Linked DNA regions of Homo sapiens: region 1 is linked to region 2. A link is an interaction called in ENCODE POLR2A ChIA-PET data of the cell type or tissue named here. Cell type or tissue: GM12878. All regions are shown on one strand. Each heading gives the region's core, and the rest is flanking DNA. Links, peaks and the distances in the headings are about the cores only. Region 1 overlaps SH3RF3 (SH3 domain containing ring finger 3). Region 2 overlaps CCDC138 (coiled-coil domain containing 138).

What was found. ChIA-PET counts read pairs that join two places held together with the same protein. Peaks named below come from ENCODE experiments on the same cell type or tissue, not always from the same donor. Only the 100,000 strongest peaks of a DNase experiment are listed, where the experiment ranks them.
Region 1: POLR2A ChIA-PET joins it to region 2 with 5 read pairs; 2 of 35 experiments call an interaction of 5 or more read pairs at or near these places.

What each region holds. Positions count from the first base shown.
Region 1 is chr2:109,222,586-109,233,530 of GRCh38, reverse strand. All of the region lies in intron 1 of SH3RF3 (SH3 domain containing ring finger 3), which reads right to left. It also overlaps a transcript of RANBP2 not described here. Among named protein-coding and RNA genes, the nearest start is that of MIR4266, 86 kb to the left of the region's middle. RefSeq lists a silencer at 455-514. In GM12878, for the core only: no CTCF peak of the experiment used is centred there; no DNase peak of the experiment used is centred there; H3K27ac peaks cover 1,978 bases.
Region 2 is chr2:108,829,527-108,840,471 of GRCh38, reverse strand. It overlaps CCDC138 (coiled-coil domain containing 138), which reads right to left. Exons shown (of 15, transcript NM_144978.3): 11 at 1,171-1,287. It also overlaps a transcript of RANBP2 not described here. Among named protein-coding and RNA genes, the nearest start is that of CCDC138, 48 kb to the right of the region's middle. In GM12878, for the core only: no CTCF peak of the experiment used is centred there; a DNase peak (open chromatin) is centred at 5,201; H3K27ac peaks cover 616 bases.

The DNA of each region.
Region 1 (10,945 bases), core at 4,343-8,342, 390 kb before region 2:
CAAAACCACCCTGGCCCACCACACCCCCATCCTGTACCTATAAAACCCCCAAACTGCACTGGCAGAGAAGTAGAGCAGTGCAGCAGAGGAGGGAAGACACGAAGTGTCTGAACATTGAAAGGAATTCAGCTGGGGATGGTCAGAGAGGAGTTCAGCTGGGGACAGCCAAACTCCAGGGGAAGATTATCTTCCCACTCTCTCCCCTTTCCAGGTCCCCAACCCACTGAGAGCCACCTCCATCACTCAATACAACCTCTGCATTCACCATCCTTCAAGTCCATGAGACCTGATTCTTCCAGGGTGCTGGACAAGAACCTGGGTACCAAGAGGACAAGGTGTAAGAAGCTGTCACCCTGACTGTCCACTGAGCTGGTTAACACCTAGCCATCCATGGACAGCAACTGCTAAAGGAGCATTAATTGTAACACACCCCTCGCCACTGCTGTGGGATGGAGCCCAAAAGCACTAGCTCCGGCCCCAGCACCCACTCATCTGCGTGCTTCCCATCCTGCAAGGGGTTTGAGCACATGGTGGCCAAGTAAGCAAGCCACACCCCTATCGCAAGTCTCACAAAGGGGTAAGGGAACTCTCCTGTCTCAGTGGTGCTCACTCAACTGCAGTTGTTTGTCAAAACTCACAGAACTGTAAACCAAAAAGTGTGAATTCTACTGTGTATAAATTGAACCTCGATAAAATTTTGCATTAAAATTTAGTTTTCAAGTATAAAATGGAAGTCTCAGCTGTGTTTAGGGGACCCTTTAATTATCATCAGGGAATATCCAGAAACAGCTCATAGAGCTCCTGGTTCCATCACCATGATGCTTCCTATCCACTCATCTTTGCTTTGGATGATCCCACATTTCTCTAAAACATTGTTAATCAATCACCCCTTTCCAGAAAGAAGGGATGGACAGGGTAGAAGGAGGGGCAGAGACTCACAGTTGGTCTCCTTTTAGGCATGATGAGAAAGGTCCACGCTTATTGAACATTACAGCATGGGAGACGCTGTGCTGTTTCATTTCCCCCTCAGTCAGTGTTCACAAGCACCCTACGGGACAGGTGTAACCATCTCCTATTTACAGATAGATAGGCAGACCAGGGCTCAGAGAAATTAAGTGACTCAGCCAGGTAACACAGTTAGTGATAAGTACTAACCTGAGCCATATTTATACTTTTAGCAACTACTCTCTACCATTTTCCAACTCTGAAAAAATGATCCTTCTAGGATGACTACAGTCAAAAAGACAGTTCATAGTATGTGTTGGCAAGGATATGGGGAACTGTAATTCTCCTATGTTGTTGGGTGGTAGTGATGCAGCCACTTTAGTAAATAGCCTGGAAGTTCCTTAAATGGTTAAACAGAGTTACCACATGATCTGGTCATTCCACTACAAGAGAAACGTAACTTAAGACCAAACAGACACTTACACATAAATACTTGTAGCGGCATTGTTCATAATAGCCCCAAAGTGAAAACAACCCAAATGTCCATCATCTAATGAACGGATAAATAAAACGTGGCAGATTCATACACATCAGTACTAAAAAGGATAAAATATTCTACAATGTATTGTGGTGATGGACACAACTCTGTGAATATACTGCAAGCCTCTAGGTTGAACACTTTAAAAGGGCAAATTACATGGCATGTGAATTACATCTCAATAAAGCTGTTTTTCTTAATGGCAAATATCTAATCCAGCTAGAGTAAATTCTACATTACTAAAAATGAATAAGAGGAGAACAAGGAATAGAAGATCCAACACAACAAATAAATCCCAAATGCTCTGTAGTCTCTTTTAGCATGCACGGTAAGATTTAATTTGGAAGCAGACTAAAAATACTAATTATATTTTTACTTAGGCTAATGTTAGTATGAAGTCCTCAGCCACATGTCATCTGAGAGCAGAGGGAAGCAGCCTACTTAACTAGTAGGTGGAAAGAAGTAGCTTATCATGGAATAAAGAAATACAGCAAAAAGCCCAAGTGGAAAAATCTATGAACAGAGCACGATATTTATTCTTCATAGATGTTTCTGGAAAAAAATTTAAGCACTAGCCATTAGAATGTGGGTGAGACTTGGTCTGCACGAGAAAAGCAAAGCATCCTGCCCCAACCAGGCACAGATCTAAGGCTGCCAACATGAACGTGGTGATAACTGCATTAACCTTCTCCCAGGGGAGTTATTTTTTATTGTAACACACTTGTCAAAATGTCATCGCATTAGCTCACCTCTCCCACATCCACCCACCAATTCCTCTCAGCTGTAGAAGAAAGAGCAGTAATTAGAGCAGGAAACAGCCCCTGGATGAAGAACTGCTCCAGCCTGACAGTTCATCCGAGACTTCGGCAAAGCCGCTCTGGCCTGGCTCCGGGAGGAGAGGAGATGGGGTCACTAAGTCCATGCTAGGCAAGCCACCTAAGCCTCCTTCCAGGCAGGGACAGCAGATGGAAACTGTGTCCCAGAAGCCAACTCTGCTGCTCTGTCCGTGCTGACATTCAGGAACTGTGACAATTAATCACACATAACAAAGTGTACTTTTGTCTTACACAATTCAACCCAACTCCTACTGCAAATGAGTTTGACCTATCCTGCCTTCCTGTTTGAGCTGTCCCTTAGCCGAGATGGGAGAAGCCCCCAAAGCCCCCAAAGGGAGTCCTATTGGCCAGTGAACTCCTAGGGGATTTAGAAATGAAGTGGAATTTTTTATCTTCTCTAGAAACAAACACAGATGCTCCAGCACTTATGATAGGGTCATGTCCAGACAAACCCATTTTAAGTCAACAATATCATAAGTTAAAAAATGTACTTAATGCTGGTGACATAGCTGATGATCCCCGACTTACGATTTTCTGACATTACAATGGGTTTATCAGGACATAACCCCACCATAAGTGGAAGACTGACTTACAATGGGGTTACAGTTTCTTTTCTTTCCTATTTTTATTTTTTAAGATGATCTCTCTCTGTTGCCCAGGCTGGAGTGCAGTGGTACTATCTCAGCTCACTTCAACCTCTACCTACTAGGTTCAAGCAATTCTCCTGCCTCAGCCCCCCGAGTAACTGGGATAACAGGCATGCACCATCATGCCCAGCTAATTTTTCCATTTTTTTTAGTAAAGATGGGGTTTCACCATGTTGGCCAGGCTGGTCTCAAACTCCTGGCCTCAAGAGAGCCCCCCACCTTGGCCTCTCGGAAGTGCTGGGTTTACAGGCGTGAGGCACTATGCCTGGCCAGGGTTACAGATTTCTACTGGAAGTATATGGCTTTTGCACCATCATAAAGTCAAAAACTCTAAAGTCAAACCATCCCAAGTTGAGGAATGTCCGTATTTGAATGGATAAACAATATATAGTATATCCATACGACGGAATATTAGTCTGCCTTAAGAAGAAAAAAAAAATCGGCCAGGTGCGGTGGCTCGCACCTGTAATCCCAGCACTTTGGGAGGCTGAGGCGGGCGGATCACGAAGTCAAGAGATCGAGACCATCCTGGCTAACATGGTGAAACCCTGTCTCTACTAAATATACAAAAAATTAGCCGGGCATACTGGCGTGCGCCTGTAGTCCCAGCTACTTGGGAGGCTGAGGCAGGAGAATGGCGTGAACCCAGGAGGCAGAGCTTGCAGTGAGCCAAGATTGCGCCACTGCACTCCAGCCTGGGCAACAGAGCGAGACTCCGCCTCAAAAAAAAAAAAAAAAGAAAGAAAAAGAAAAGAAAAAAAATCTAAACACATACCAAAACATGGATGAGCCTGGATGATGTTAAGTGACATGCCAGACACAAAGGACAAATATTCTATGATTCCAGTTATACGAGGTACCTAGATGTAGTCACCATGTCTTATTTTCTGTATGCTGATGCTTTCACATCTGGGGCCTTCCTGACCCTGGAGGGGCTGCCAATTCCTAGAGATAGTGAACAACTTGCTCATGAGTGTGCCTTTTTAATGCAAACCCACCAATTCAGAGCCCACATCCCAAATCCCTCCCGTATCGGGCTCTCAAGCTCCAGGCCACTATCCACCTGCCGTGACCACCCCAGGACCAGTCTGAGAAGCTGTCATAGCCAGAGGAGTCCATGGAGACATGACAGCTGTGAGGCAGTATGGGATCCTGGGACAGAAAAAGGATGGCAGGAAAAAACTACAGCTTTGCAAATGGAGAACTATCATGTTAATGTATGAAAAGTACCATGCTAATGTAAGGTGTTAACAACAGAGGAAGTGGGGTGTGGGTATGTCAGAATTCCTCATACTCTACTCACCACTGCTCCAAATAAGAAGTGTACTAAAAAGGGGGAAGGGAACAGCTGTGTGACATAATAAAAATACATATTTGGTCTTTGTCCCTGGTTCCTGGCACAGAGCTCCTAAATCCCTGGTAATTTTCTGAGTGATAGCGGGGCTAGGAGTATCTTTTGTTCTGATATTTGGTCTTTGATTGAGGTTCCCAACACAGAGCTCCTAATCCCTTGGTATTTGCTGGGTGATGGAAACCTTTTTTCTGTGCTGATGAAGTGACTCTGGTGGCTCCTGGATGAAGGCTGGTCACCAGAAAGACCTAGCCATGACCAGAAACTTGGAGTTTTCAGCTCCATACCCCATCCTCCAAAGAGGGCAGAGGGGCTGGATATTGTGTTGATAACCAATCATGCCTGTGTGAAGAAGCCTCCATAAAAATCCCTACAAGTTGGAGTTTGGGGAGATTCTGGCTGGTGGATGCATCCACCCACCTGGAGAGGGTACATCTAACTCCACAGAGACGGAAGCCCCTGTGCTCAGGACCCTTCCAGACCTCGCCCTATGTACCTCTCCATCTGGCTGCTTGCCTGTATCTTTTATCATGCCCTCCACTAATATAATAAACCAGATTTGCAGCCACGCCACACAGAAGTTCCAGGTAACCTGAAGACACCTCTTGCAACTGGCCTCTGAAGTGAAGGCAGCCTGATGAGATTGAGCCCTTAACCTGCAGGGTCCATACTAGCTCCACATGGAAGGGGTCAGAACTGAACTGAATACCCAGTTGGCATCTGCAAACAACTGGAGAATTGCTTGGTGTGGCAAAACCCCACACACATCTGGTATCAGAAGTGTTCTGGGTGCATTGTGGGTATCAAGGAAAACAGTTGGTTTTCCTCTACAGGGTGACATGTGGAAATAGAACACACATCCCAAACATCTTCAGACTAACAGAGATGCTGTCTACAACACATTTATTGCACCTGCTCATTAATGAGACAATAAAAGCCTTTGGGGGATAGACACGCACTGCTAACACCTGCCACCAAGCACATTCCTGGGGACTAGGAGGGCTGCCGATTGAATTTCTGACAGTATTATAAGCAAGTAGCACCATGTTTGCCAAACGTTGCAAGTACATCATTTGCAGCATGAAAACACAGCCATTAGAGATTGCCTGTATGTGTCAAGAGAGAGTAAAAGTACCAAACCAGACACTCGTACCTGTGTCTGGGCATCACTTTCCTACAAATAAAGGAAAACACTGAACTATTCCCCACTCTTTCCTACCCACAGCAAATGTAAATCCCATGCCCCTTGAGCCAGAAAAGCACCAATGCACGTTTGTTTGGGAAACATCAGGAATGACGGTCACCATCATGAAGCCTACAGGGAACTGCAGTTGCAGACAAACCGATGAAAGGCGGAGCGACCGAAGGGCCAAGGGAGATTGCCAGAGTGAGCGGGAATTCGGGAAAGGAAGTGTTGACTCCAGTTGGCTGGGGGGTGACCTACCCAGAAAAAGAACTTGCGTTGGACCCGAAAGGACTGCACAAGATTCTGGCACTTGCAGAGAAGTGGATCCTGTGACCTGCAGGGAGCACAGCACAGAAGCAGGGGAGCTGCCGTGTACCCCATGAAGCCAGTGGGCATGGCCAGGCCAGATCCAGGGGAATCTCCCACACACAGACAATCCCAAGAGCCAGGGATCTCCCAGAGAAGCAGACAGGGATGAAGGGCAGGGCCCAGGCAGACCCGGGAGCCCACACAAAGCACCCAACATGAAGCAGTCCCTGATAGCTTCAATGTCACCATCCTCATAACTCCAGTCGCATTTGGTTTTTACTTGACTGTGAGAACTTGTGGCTTAGTAAGAAGAACAGCTGGTTACAGAAATGAACCAGGACCCCTAAGGACCTGAGAACCAGGACTTGAGAAGTCCCTTAGTATTGTGACTTTCTGGCATGGACGTGTAGCTTTGTGTGCCTGACATTCACAGAGCTTCTTCTAGCTACAGGCACCAATTTTCTCTTAGCTCCTTCCCCCAACTTTCAGCCCCTGAGGCCTGGGTGGGATCCTCTCAATTTCAGGAGAAAACACACACCCTAAGTCTGAGCCAACCACTGCCACTGCCATCAGTTCACTCAGCCGGAGTGAATCTCGTGAGTTCTGCAGATGTTCCAGCAAAGACCCCAGAAACATGACAAAGACCCCTAAAGCCCTCTTGCACCTATGAAGAGGACAGTGGAGCTGCTAGGCCACCATGGAAAAGCTTGGTGGGACCCAGAGCTAGAAAGAGACCAAGTCCTGATGGCATCATCTGAGCCATGAACCCGGCCATGGTGGATGCATCTACCTCAGGACCCTTGGTTATCTGGGCCACCACACGGCTTTGCTTCTCTCTGTGTTTTGACTGATTCCAGTTAGTTTCTCTCCTGCAGCTGTAGGGGTCCTGGTTCATTTCTGTAACCAGCTGTTCTTCTTACTAAGCCACAAGTTCCTTAATGGCACAAAGCATGTCTATATCTGAATGTCCCCTAAAGATCCAGCACCACGCCTTCTGCGTGGAGATCCTGCAAAGACTTAGGAGCAAACGGAGCCACAAAGGGAGCAGATGCATGGCCCCGGGAGAAGTCAAGATGGCAGACCAAGAAACACTCAGGAAAGGGGAGCGATTCAAGAAGCAATGAGAAAAAGCTAAGAGTGATGAGCCACAAAGTCACCCTAAGAACAGTAAAAATCTAAACTTTAAAGGGACTTAAAAAGAAGTGGTTGCTACAGTTTATTTTTGGTTTATGTCTTAAGAGGTCAGCAGGGTACTTACTTAACGATGAGGACTGCACATGGGCCACGTGTGTCATTAGACCTCACATGGCTCCAGTTCCTCCATGGGCCACAGACACTGTAGATGAAACAGCTGACCTTCCTGAGTCAATGTGACTTTAGCTTTGAAACAGTTGGCAGGGTCATGTTCAAAATGAGCTTATTGATCTGTTTACATAACTACTCTTACATTAACTATTGTAACAAAAAAAATGTAAAAGGAGCCAGTCTTTCTCTAAGTTCCTTCTGCAGATGTTGACAAGCAGAGCTGTGAGCTGGGTTCATAAACCTGGGAAACAGATAATAACTGCTATTTGGGGACAACCTCCTCTGACATTTCCTCCTAAAATTAACAAGTGATTTAGCCTGAGTCAAAAATGACAATATTACAGCTATGCAGATAAGTTGTTCAGGGTCAGGCCTATTTTTTCCTGACAAAATACTACTCTAATATTAAAATGGTATTTTGGTGATTCATTGTGGAGAGCTCCAACAACAGATTAGAATAGGGACTCTTTGAAAGCAAACTTTTAGCTGGCATGGTGGAAAGCGACTATAGTCCCAGCTACTCGGGAGGCTGAGAGGGGAGGATCACTTCATCCCAGGAGGTCAAGGCTACAGTGAGCCGGGATCGCACTTCTGCAGTGCAGCCCGGGCAACAGAGCGAGACCCTATCTCAATTTTAAGAACGAAAGAAAGCAAACTTGAAACTAACTTATAAAAATAAATCTTAAAATTTAAGTCTAGGACAAACACACCACCTGCTCTCCTCTCTGTTCCTGATATTTACAGGAAACAAGACGGTCATCTTTTGATTTTCTAAATTCAAACATGAAAGTGACTTAAGACATTGCAAATGGGAAGTCCCAGAGAGGAACGTGGAGCATCCCACATTAAAAATCATTCCCTGGCCTAACTCTCAGGAGAAAACTCCACATGGTGAGTGTGAGTGGGCCAGGTGGGTCAGCCCACCCAGTCCCCAGTGGGGAGTCGGCCTGGCCTGTATCTTTAAAGGGAGTTGTTTGTGTGAGAATCGTTGTGAAACCTGTTAACGTGCAGATTTCGGGTCCCTGTGAAATGGGTCCAAGCGGAGCCCGGAAACCCACATTTTGAAACTTCCCTTGGTTACTTGCAGGTCTCTCCACCCAGCTGAGTACAATGGTTTGAGGACTATTCAGCCGGATCCCCAGTGTTTAATAAGCCTTCTTTATTATTATCGTTATTAAAATAGAGCTCTTCATATCCCAGTTGCCAAGAATGGGGCAAGATAGAATCTCAGAACTAGCAGAAGCCATAGAACCTCATTTTACACAAGAGGAAACTGAGGCCAGGGAATTTAAGGGACTGTGCTGGTGTCATCCAGCTTAGTTGGTTGGTCTAAACGAAAAGGCTCCAGGCCAGGTGTCAAAAAGCTATGTCTCAGTCACTTCCTTCTTCCAGACAATCTTTCCTTCAAACCCACAAAATTCTTTTTAAAATAAGATTTTTAAAAAGATAAGGTTATGCTGCAGTTCTCTAGCTGTCCATTAGAGTAGCCACTAGCCACAGGTAATTATTTAAATTTCAGTTTTAATTGACTAGAATTAAATGAAAAAAAATTTTTTTGAGACAGAGTCTTGCTCTGTCACCCAGGCTGGACTGCAGTGGCATGATCTCAGCCCACTGCAACCTCCCTCTCCAGGTTTCAAGCGATTCTAATGCCTCAGCCTCCCAAGTAGCTGGGATTACAGGTGCCCACCACCATGCTGGGCTAATTTTTGTATTTTAGTAGAGACGGGGTTTCACCATGTTAGCTAGGTTGGTCTTGAACTCCTGACCTCAAGTGATCTGCCCGCCTTGGCCTTCCAAAGTGCCGGGATTACAGGTGTGAGCCACTGCGCCTGGCAAAATGAAATTTTAAAAGCCACTTCCTGAGCCACGCCGGCCACATTCATGAGCTCAGTAGTCACCTGTGGCTGGTCGCTACTGTACTGAACAGAGCAGACACAGGACATTTCCATCACTGCTGCTATGCACATGACCTCAAAAACTGCTTCAAGTCCCTTTTACATCAGAACAAAATGCAGATTTAATCTTGGACTAAACCCAGCATGCAATCAAAATCCCACATGCGTATCTGAAAATGTGCTTATTTGTCCAATATGTGACATATAGTTTTAGCATCACTAATAATACCAAACAAGTCTTATTTTACTATGCTTGGTAAAAACCTAATTTTGATAGATCTGATTAGCTATTCAAGCCAAGTTTAAACTCCCAATGCCCACACCCCCTCCATTTGCACATGCACACACACTCTCTAGGCCTGCCAAGCAGGGGCAGAAGTGGGAGACCAGGCCTCAGTTTCTTTTTGTGTAAAACAAGGGGCGAGGCTAGGTAAACCCTGAAGCTATTCCAGCTCTTAACATTCTATCCATTAATGAGCCATGTGGACAGATTTTATTGATTGAATTTGTTTTTGAGACGGAGTCTCACTCTGTCACCTAGGCTGGAGTGCAGTGGCACAATCATGGCTCACTGCAACCCACACCCCCCAGGCTCAAGTGATCTGATCCTCCTACCTCAGCCTCCGGAGTAGCTGGGACAACAGACATGTGCCACCACATCCAGCTACCAAGTGGACAGATTTTAATTTCACTTTCTGCACAAACATGTATTGAACACTTTCATGTGCCAGGAGCAGAGACTAGCAGGGATGGCTCAGAGGCTGTCCTCCACGGCTCTGCAAGGAAAGACAACGACACATCCCGGATCTCCACGTTGGGGCAGCATCACGTGGGGGGCAGAATTCAGGGGAGAGCCATGGAGAGGTGCAGGGCTACCCAGGGAGCACTAAGGAGCTCCAGTTGTCTGCATGGTGCTACTGCCCTCCACCGATGCTTGAATGGAGCCCGCAGCTGAAGCATGTGCCCACACCCCTCAAGCCCTTCCTACGCTTCCATTCTGCTCATTTCCAGCCACTGACCTAGGACTGACATGGGCAGGCCATGCCCACTCCCAAAGGGGGACAATGCCTGAAATAACCGAGGAATCAAAGCACTTCGGCAACTCCATCACAGCGAGCACACGGCAGCTCCTAGTGGCCACTCCTGCTTCTTCGGGCTTCAGAACGCCCCTCTTGGCTCTGTCGGCTCTGGGAAACACACCAGGTAGGCTGCTCACGTGGCTGGTGCTCACGCAGCCTCTGAGGGCTCTGGATCTGGTAACAGCCAACTCCTGGTTATCAGGGCACTTGACTGCATGGGACGGCAGCAAAGGGGGACAAAGCATTCATGATCTGTGGCAGCAGCACCCATGCTGGTTTCAGGAGAAGGTGGCAACCTCATCCTCCCACCTCTCTCCAACCACCTGCTTCCCCCTGTCTGGGATGGAGAAGCATCAGGGCGTGGTGCCAGCCTCTGCCAAGAGGTGGGATCACACCATCTGATGGCCACAGGGGCGGACAGTGCCCTCTTCACCCTGAAGGGTGCAGTGAGTACAGACCCTGTTGATGGGAGAGTATGGGGACCGTAGCCCCAGGCAGGGGCAGGTCCATCCCTCTCACAGCTGGCTGAGTCCCCATGTGGGATACACGCGGACACCTTGGGGATGCCATGTGGTCACAGAGGACCTGCGCTGCTGGCTGAGAACTGGAAAATGTGCTTTATTTCCTGTGTTTTGTTTTGTCTTTTAGCAAACCAAAAAGTCCTTAGGCAGACCACCTAATTTAACAGAAACACTGGATGTCAGTGGTAGAAGAAAGGAGCCCACGCCATCCCAGGGTTTTAGGGAGGAGGTACAGGGAAGGCCTGGCCAGGCTCCACAGGGCCAGCATAGGCCACCAGGGCACCACCCTTCCTAGGCCCAGTCCAGGGCACACGCGTGCTGTGGATGCTG
Region 2 (10,945 bases), core at 3,646-7,645:
CCCAAAAGAAATCTCATCCACATAGTTTCACTGGAGAATTCTACCAAATGTTTAAAGAATGAACACTTAGTCTACATAATTTCTCCCAGAAAATATAAAGGATAAGACCCTTCCCAATTCATTTTATGAACCTAATATTGCCCTGATACAAAACCAAAGAGAGTTCAAAACTATAGACAAATATTTCTCATGAATATAGAAACAAAAGTCCTTAACAAAATATTAGCAAATAGAATTTGTTAATATAAAAACATATAAAAAGAATTAAACACCACAACCAAGTGGGTTTTATTTCAGAGACTTTAATATTTCAAAGTCAATGTAATTCATATTAACAAGTTAAAGATGAAAAAGAACATGTATCAATCAATGCAGAAAAAGTATCTAAAAAAATTCAACACGATTCATGATTTTTAAAAAACTCAGAAAAATAGGAATACAGGGGAACTTGATTGAAAGTATCTATGAAAATACTACAGCTAATATTATACTTAGTAATGGCAGAATGAATTTTCCTCCTAAGAGGAGAAACAAGGCAAGGATGACTACTCTCACCATCATATTCGACATACTGCTGGAAACTCTAGCTAATGCAATAAGGTAGGAAAAGGAAATTAAAGGCATACATATCAAAAAGAAAAAAAAAACACAACACTGTTTTCATTTGCAGATAACATGATTTTCTATGTAAAAATCCTGAGGAATCTTCAAGAAAACTCCTAAAACTAGTAAGCTCAGGGTCACAGGATACAAAATAAACAAAAAACAATTTTACTTCTATATATTATCAATGAACATGTAAACATCAACAGTAAAAAGACAATACCAACTAAAATTGCTCAAAAAATTTAAATACTCAGCCAAAAAGGTAAACAAGAATGCAGCAATTTTATGCTGAAAACTATGCAACACTGATAAATCAAAGTTCTAAATAAGTGGACAGACATTTTATGTTCATAAATTGTAAGACTCAACAAAGGAAAGATGTCAATTATTCTCAAATTAATATACAGGTTTAACACAATTCCTATCAAAATCCCAGCAAGACATAGATAGGGAAGATTATTCTGAAATACAGAGAATATATTCAAAACAGATATTGTGAAACAAGATCAAGAAGTAATATTAGGTGGAGTATTACTTATAGATAAATTCCTATTAACCAATTACCTGTGCTCCAGCATCTAGCTGCCTTAGGGACCAATATATAAATTTTACAAAAGGCTCGTGAAGTTTGATATTCACAAATGGCATCCACTGTAGCTGCTCTGTCATTAGAGGCAAAAGCTAAAGATAAAATGATGGAAAATAAATACAAAGGCACAGTATTTTTAAATGTCTTAAATCAATTACCACAATTTTCCAAAATTATCTTTAAAAACAAAACAAAACAAAAGAGTTCTCCAACAAAAAACCTTCACTTTAAAACTATATGCAATACAATTTGGCAATATGTATTTTAGTTCTTATATATGCATTTTCTTTCATCCAGCAATAACAGCACATCTAGTTTAAGGAGATTAACCTACACAAAGATACTCTATGAACCTTAAATGATTAAATAAGTTTATAGTATATATGTAACCATTAAAAATGATAACCTAGATTTATATTTATTGCCATGGCATATTCTGGGGTGAAAAAAGGTGTTTACAAGGAAGCAAATGGAATAAAAATCTCATTTATATAAACTATATCTATATAAATTTATACTGAAAAAGATATATGAAAGGATTTTTTAAAATGCTGGATTTCAGAAACTGGAGTACTATTTACTTGTTTATATGTCTACATTGCATGCATATCTTAATATGCTAATTTATAAAAACATTTAACTGTTTAAGGATGTCTATGAATTTTGCTTCAAAAGTATATCATTTTGCTAAATGATTTCAGGACCATAAAGACATATTCTAAGGCTCTAACAGAATACTCCCACTTCTGAGATACCAGCCTAAGAAAATCGATTTAAGAAGATCCCTCCAAAAGCCATGTACAAAGATATTTATTGCTACACTGTTTATAAGAGTAAAACCTGGAAATAATTGTATAGCAATCAGGAAAATGGTTATGTCAACTGTATAAAGATTCTCCGGACTAATGATTATGAGTGTATTGTGTGTATATACATATATGTATTTTGTAAAATTTTCTGTATATTATGATGTTTTGGACGTCTTAAAAAACCTTTCCAGTTGGGGAGAGATTGCCCCTCCCTGGACCAGCCAATTCTTAGATACAGCAAAGTGCTCGGCCTAGAGTATGCCTCTGATAGACAAATTAACCAATTCAGAGCCAGACCCCTTCTATCTGGCCCTTGTATCCCAGGAGGCAATATTCTCTGCCGTAATCTTACCAGAGTCACTAGGGACCACCCCTAGAGCTTAGTACTGCCAAAATTATTCAAACTAACCAATCCTATTTATTCACCCTGCCCTGCATTGCCTTTCATGTGGAAACCACAATAAAGGGTCTGCCCAGTGCTTTCCCCTTGACTCCTGTCTTCCTACCATCTGACCACTCTGGTGTCTTTAAAAAAAAAAAAAATCGAAAAAATTATAGACACCTCATAAGTTGAGAAATCTCTAAATAGTATTTTTATGGAATAAAATTTACTAGCCATATACTCTCTTACAGTCATAATCTCAGTAAAATTTTATATAAACTTCTCCCCCCAACTTTTTAATAAAGACATGCATCAGTTAATGACAGAGATACACTCTAAAATAACAATAAATAGTAAATACATAAACCAGTAACATGGTTGTTTATGATCAAGTATTATGTACTCTACATAGCTGTGTGTGCTATTCTTTTATGTAACTGGCAGCACAGGTTTGTTTACGTCAGCATCACCACAAACATGTGAGTAATGTGTTCTGCTACAATATTATGACAGCTATGATGTCACAAAGTGACAGGAAATTTTCAGCTCCATTATAATCTGTTTTCTTTTTATATTCTTTTTTTCTTTGCTCCATTATAATATTATGGGACCACCATCATATATACGGTCTACCATTGTCTTAAACATCATTATACAGTGCATGGCGGTATATTAAAAGGGATTATACGCCATGACTAAGTGAGATTAATTCTTGCAATGCAAGGACGGTTCAACATTTTTAAAAACTGGTGTAATATACCATTTTAACAAAATGAAGGACAAAACCCACACGATTATTTCAATTGACAAAGAAAAAGCACTGAACAAGATTCAACGCCCTTTCATGATAAAAATACTCAACAAACTTAATAGAGGGAAACCACCTCGATATAATAAAGGCTATATATAAAAAGCCCACAGATTACACTCTGAAGGTAAAAGAATGAAAGCCTTTCCTCCAAAATCAGGAACAAGACAAGCACACCCTCACCACTTCTGTTCACTATAGTACCAGCCAGTGAAACTGGGCAAGAAAAAGAAATAAAAAGTATCCAAATTGGAGAAGTAAAATCATCTCTCTTCTCAGATGGCATGACCTTATATGTCGAAAGTCCTAAAGATTCCACAATTAAAAAAAAAAAGAATACATAAATTCAGCAAAGTTGCTGAATACAAAATCAATACTAAAAATCACTTGTGTTTCCATACACTAACAATGAACAATCCAAACAGGAAATTAGGAAAACAGTTCCACTTACAAATAGCATCAAAATGAATGAAAATACTTAGGAATAAATCTAAGCAAGGAGGTAAAAAACTTATACACTAAAAACCACAAAACAGTGATGAAAAAAATTAAAAGACACAAATAAATAGAATGAAATTTCATGTTCATGGGTTAGAAAACATGGTATTATCAAGGTGTCCATGCTACCCAAAGCGATCTACAGATTCAATGTCATCTCTACCAAAATCCCTAAAGCATTAATTTACTATGGTGAACAGTAAAGCAATTCTTCAAAAATTGAAAATAGAACTATCAAATGATCTAGCAATCCCACTTCTGGGTATATGTCCAAAGGGATTGAAAACAGGGTCTTGAAAGGATATTTGCAAGTCCATATTCATATCAGCACTATTCACAATAGCCATGAGATGGTAGCTGCCCAAATATCTATCAATGAATGGATAAGCAATATGTGGTATTCATGCATAAACAAATATTGTTCCACCTTAGAAAGGAAGGAAATCCTGTCACATGCTACAACATGGACGAACCTTATGGATATTATGCTAAGTGAAATAAGCCAGTCACAAAAAGGCAAATACTATTATGATTCCATCCATATGAGAAATCTAATGTCAAATTCATTGAAGCAGAAAATTGAATGGTGGTCATCAGGGGCGGGGGTAGGTGAAATGGGGAGTTGTTATTTAATAAGCGCTATGGTTTGAATATATTCCTCAAAATTTATGTGTTGGAAACTTAATGCCCAAAACATCAGTGTTGAGAGGTGAGGATCTACTGGGAAGTGTTTACGTCAGGAGAGCTCTGCCCTAATGAATGGATTAACGGCATTATAATAAAGGCGTGTGGGACTGGGCTCCCTTTCTCCTGCTCTTCCACCCTGTGGGCACACAACGTTCATCCTGTTTTTGCTCTTCTGCCCTGTGCCATGTGAGGATGCAGCAAGAAAGCCCCTATCAGATGCTTGGACATCCAGCTGCCAGGACTGTGAGAAATAAATTTCTGTTGTTTACAGATTGTGCAGTCTCAGATATTCTGTTGTAACAGCACAAAACAGAGACAATTGGTACTGAGTTTTAGTTTTGCAAGATAAAATATTTCTGGAGAGCTGTTGAAGGACAATGTGAATATACTAATGAACTGTATACTTAAAAATTATTAAGATAATAAATTTTTTATGTTTTCGTCACAGTTTGAGAAATTATATGGGTGGACCAGAAAAAGACTTACTTGAATAGATTTACAAATCTTGTGATATGTAAGGTATTTAAACTATGGTTATTCATTATACCATCTGTAAGCCAATACTTTGTGAAAAATATTTGAATATATCATGTGTTATCATATCGCTGTTATCAGTGGTGAATTTCATTTGCTCTGGGGGACTTAACCATCAACAGTTCCATGAATTTTTTTATTAGAAATAGAGGATTAATATCCTTACTGGCCCTAACACATGGCAATGAATTTTTTTTAATTTTTGAGCTCACGGCTGAGATGAATATTTTCTGAATAAGAACAGCACTCAATCATTGAACAGTTTTGGAAATTACCTTTTGCTGCACATTGTTCATTTTTCTTACTAGAGTCAACCTGAAATTACAAGTCAAAACAGTGCCTATATATGAAACTTACACTACAGTAGTCATTTCAACAACTAATGTTTGAATCATAATGTTAAGCTGCATAAACTTCCTTTGTTGTCAGATATTTTAAAAAGAGATGAGATCTCCATTCCAACACAGATTTGCAGCAGATATGTTTTCTGACTCCAAACTACAGTTCTAGCAGCATTATTTGAATCTCAATGCAAGTGCAAAACAATCTGCTTATTTCAAGATCCATTTGACTTCAATTGAAGAGCTGCCAACTGACCTTCAATTAGAAGTGATTAATCTCCAATAGTGATATACAAAAAGAAATATCAAGAGAAGAATCAAATAGAATTCTGTAAATGCTTTTCAAGTGACAAAGTCATATGCCTGTCTGTGGTGCCACTTACATGAGATACTTAGAATATGCAAATTCATAGAGATAGAAAGTAGACGAGAGACTACCAAGGTCTACAGGGGAGGGAGGAATGGGAAGATATTGTTAAACGGGTACAGAATTGTTTCAGATAATGAAAAATTCTTGAAATTGATAGCGATGATGGTTGTACAGCATTGGGAATATACTTAATGCCACTAAATTGTACATTTATAAATGGCTAAAATGATAAATATTAAGCTATGCATATTTTACCACAATGAAACAAAATCATATGCTCATGGATTGATGTCAACTATTTGACAATACTTAGTGTATAAAAAGACATTTTCAGGCCAGGCATGGTGGCTCATGCCTGTAATCCCAGCACTTTGGGAGGCCAAGGCGTGTGGATCACCTAAGGTCAGCTGTTCAATACCAGCCTGGCCAACATGGTGAAACCCCCATCTGTCTCTATTAAAAATGCAAAAATTAGCTGGGAGTGGTGGGCACCTGCAATCCCAGCTACTTGGGAGGCTGAGGCAAGAGAATTGCTTGAACTTGGGAAGCAGAGGTTGCAGTGAGCCGAGATTGCGCCACTGCACTCCAGCTCGTGTGACAGAGCGAGACTCTGTCTCAAAAAAAAAAAAAAAATTTCAAAGATGAAATATGTAAACTCTCATTACAGATCAGCATTAACAGATAAAAATATGCAATTGATTCTGATGACAGGAAACACTTGGAACCCCAATTAAGTAAAATGATACCCTCAAATTCTAGTTTCCTTATTATTCGATCTACTGCAAAAAGTTTACTCCACATTGGCTGGGCACGGTGGCTCACGCCTGTAATCCCAGCACTTTGGGAGGCCGAGGCAGGCGGATCATGAGATCAGGAGATAGAGACCATCCTGGCTAACACAGTGAAACCCTGTCTCTACTAAAAATACCAAAAAAAAAAAAAAAAAAAAAAAATTAGCCGGGCGTGGTAGCGGGCGCCTGTAGTCCCAGCTACTCGGGAGGCTGAGGCAGGAGAATGGCGTGAACCTTGGAGGCAGAGCTTGCAGTGAGCCGAGATCACGCCACTGCACTCCAGCCTGGGCGACAAAGCAAGACTCCGTCTCAAAAAAAAAAAAAAAAAAAGTTTACTCCACATTAAATTTTGATTTTGTCAACAAAAAAATTTGTGAAAATTTGTTTCGTTTCTTATTATGTAAGTACTGGTATCTTTCACTTTGCTTTTTGGCCTGCAAAACCTAAAATATTTACCATTTGTCCTTTTACAAAAAAGGGTTTGCTGACCTTTGTCATGGACTATAAACATTCCCATAGCTTAAGAAACACCAGACTTCACTAAATTCATCTGGCATTGTCTTCTTTGAGGTTCCTGCCAAGCTCTTGGAAAACCTGCCTACTCTATCTCTACTTCCTGTTTACTTTTAAACTAACAGATCTTGTTTTTAAAGAGCAGTTTTAGGTTTCTGAGTGTACTGAGCAGGAAGTTGAGAATGTTTACATGCCCCATGTCCTACTCCCACCTGCCAGTACCTTCCATTATTAACATCTTTACCAGTGTGGTACATTTGTTACAGTTGTTAACACTGACATACTATGATTAACTAAAGTCTATAGTTTACATTAGGATTCACTCTGTTGTATAGTCTACAGATTTTGACAACATATAATGACATGTATCCACCATGTATCACAGGAAATAATTTCACTGTCCTAAACATTGCCTGTGCTCTGCTCCTCTTTCTCAGAACCCCTGGCAGCTACTGATCTCTTTACTCCAGTTTTTGCTTTTTCCAAAATGTCATTATAGTTGGAATCATATAGTATGTAGCCTTTTCAGGCTGGCTTCTTTCACTGAGCAATGTGCATTTAAGGTGTCTCCATGGTAAAATATAGATCCCTTGCTTAAAACCATTTCCTGTCTCCCTCTTATCTGTGGGATGACATTCAAACTTGCCAGTATAGTTCTAGAACAGCAGGTGACTCCACTTCCAGCTCACTGCAACTTTCCTCACATCATACCTCACCCATACCCTGTAATAGATACACGTCACGACTAAGGCAGCTCGTGTCTCCTCCTTCAACTACTAGGTGTCTGTCTCACAAAAACCTACTCATCCTTCAAAGCTTAACTTTTAGCAGTCACTTCTACAAGGCTTTTCCATATATTTTCTTATCTTAGGATATAATTTACCTATACCAGTGGTTCTCAAATTGTGGTCCCTAAAACTACAGAAAGAGCATCACTTGGGAACATGTTGGAAATACAAATTCTGGGTCAGGAGTTCCAGACCAGCCTGACCAACAAGGAGAAACCCCGTCTCTACTAAAAATACAAAATTAGCTGGGTGTGGTGGCGCATGCCTGTAATCCCAGCTACTTGGGAGGCCGAGGCAGGAGAATCGCTTGAACTTGGGAGGCAGAGGTTGCGGTGAGCCGAGATCACACCATTGCACTCCAGCCTGGGCAACAAGAGTGAAACTCTGTCTCAAAAAAAAAAAAAAAAAAAAGAAAGAAATACAAATTCTGGCCAGGTGTGGTGGGTCACGCCTGTAATCTCAGCACTTTGGGAGGCTGAGGCAGGCAGATCACTTGAGGTCAGGAGTTTGAGACCAGCCAGGCCAACATGGTAAAACCCCGTCTCTACTAATATAAAAATTAGCCAGGTGTGATGGCGTACACCTGTAATCCCAGCTACTAGGGAGGCTGAGGCAGAAGAACTGCTTGAACCCAGGAGGCGGAGGTTGAAGGGAGCTGAGATGGCAGCACTGCACTCCAGCCTGGGCGACAGAGTGAGACTCCATTTCAAAAAAGAGAAAAAAAGCTGTGCGTGGTGGCTCACGCTTGTAATCCCAGCACTTCGGGAGGCCGAGGAGGGTGGATCACCTGAGGTCAGAAGTTCAAGACCAGCCTGGTCAACATGGTGAAACCCCATCTCTACTAAATATACAAAAATTAGCCAGGCATGGTGGCCAGTGCCTGCAATCCCAGCTACTCGGGAGGCTGAGGCAGGAGAATCGCTTGAACCCAGGAGGCAGTAGTTGCAGTGGGCCGAGATCATGCCATTGCGCTCCAGCCTGGGCAACAAGAGTGAAACTTCGTTTCAACAGGAAGGACGGAAGGAAGGAAGGAAGGAAGGAAGGAAGGAAGGAAGATTCTGTGCCACATCAGATCTACTAAATCAGATTCCAGGGATAGAACCTAGGAACCTGAGTTTTAACAAGTCCTGCAAGAGATTCTGATGTGTGCTAAAATTGGAAAGTCAAGTTTCTCTTAGATATCTGACTTTCAGTTTCTTCACAGCAAACACTGTCTTTTCCTAGCCATTTCATATTTTCATGAAAAAATTTCACTTCATTTATATCTTTATCCCCTCTAAATACCAAGCCTCTTCCGACAGTATTTATATTCTTAATCCAAACATAATAAAAAAGTACTTTTTCTTATCTTTTGAATGTTTCAAAAGATTTGGCATATTTTGTCCTACTAAAAAAGTAACAATGGTCCTCATTCATAGGGTGGCAGTAGTAGGGAACTGTGAACTCTTTGCAAAATCACTTTTTACAATTTGTCCTTTCAACGTTTAAGATCATCAGGTGTATTTACATCAGATACATTGCCTTTTGCTTTCTTACAGTGATGATCTGACATTGTCAGATTTTTTTTCTTTTTTTTTGAGACAGAGTCCCGCTCTATAACTCAGGCTGGAGTGCAGTAAGCAGCATGATCTTGGCTCACTGAAACTTCTGCCTCCGGGGTTTAAGCGATTCTGGTGCCTCAGCCCCATGAGTAGCTGGGATTACAGTTATGCACCACCATGCCTGGCTAATTTTTGTATTTTCAGTAGAGACAGAGTTTCTCCATGTTGGTCAGGCTGGTCTTGAACTCCTGGCCTCAAGTGATCTGCCTGCCTCGGCATCCCAAAGTGCTGGGACTACAGGCGTGAGCCACCGCACCTGGCCAAGTTGTCCTGGCCAAAATGTCACAATGAAGAACACTTTCTGGCTTCCTTCCCAAGCTTTGGTTTTTTTTTTTGTTTTTTATTTGAGACGGAGTTTTGCTCTTGTTGCCCAGGCTGGAGTGCAATGGCGTGATCTCAGATCACTGCAACCTCTGCCTCCTGGGTTCAAGCGACTCTCTTGCCTCAGCCTCCCAAGTAGCTGGGATTACATGTGCCCACCACAACACCCAGCTAGTTTTTCTATTTTTTAGTAGAGACAGAGTTTCACCACATTGGCCAGGTTGGACTTGAACTCCTGACATCAGGTGATCTGCCCGCCTCGGCCTCCCAAAGTGCTGGGATTACAGGCGTGAGCCATGCCTTTGGTTTCTGTCAAATTGCCTAACTTCTGCAAAGTGAGTACACTAAAATTTAGGGTGGCCTGTCTTAGAATGCAGAATCCTGGTGAAAATGTATCCTAATTGACACTTTGTTGGAAAATCTTTATTATGGTAAAATATACATAACTTAAAATTTACCAATGGCATTAAGTGTAATCACACTGTTGTGTAACCATCATCACTATCCATCCCCAAAACTTTTGCAAAATGCCAAAATGAAACTCTGTATCCATTAAATAATAACTCTCCATTCTCTTCCCCCAGCCCTTGGTAACCACCATTCTACTTTGTCTCTATAAATTTGACTATTCTAGGTACTGCATGCACGGAAGCAGAATCATCTCATATTTGTCATCTGGTGTCTAGCTTATTTCATTTACAATAGCTTCAGGGTTCATTCATGCTGTAGCATGTGTCAATTTCATGCCTGAATAATAGTCTTGTGTATGTATATACCACATCTTGTTTATCCACTCATCCATGGATGAGCATTTACCTTGTGTCCACCTTCTTTTTATTATATATAATCTTGCTATAAACTTGGTGTTTAAATATCTGTTCAAGCCTCTGCTTTCAATTATTTTGAATATATATCCAGAAGTAAAACTGCATAAGGTAATTCTATGTTTTAAGTTTTTGAAGAATCACCATACTGTCTTCCACAGCAGCTGCATTTTACATTCCTATCACCAGTAAACAAGGATTCCACTTTCTGACATCCTTGCCAACACTTGTATGTACGTATGTATATATGTACATATGTATGTATTGACACAGTCTCAATTTGTCTCCCAGGCTGTAGTGTGGTGGCACGATCTTGGCTCACTGCAACCTCTGCCTCCCAGGTTCAAGCGATTCCCATGCCTCAGCCTCCCAAGTAGCTGGGACTACAGGTGTGCATCACCACACTGGGCTAATTTTTATATTTTTAGTAAAGATGGGGTTCCCCCATGTTGGCCAGGCTGGTCTCAAGCTCCTGACCTCAAG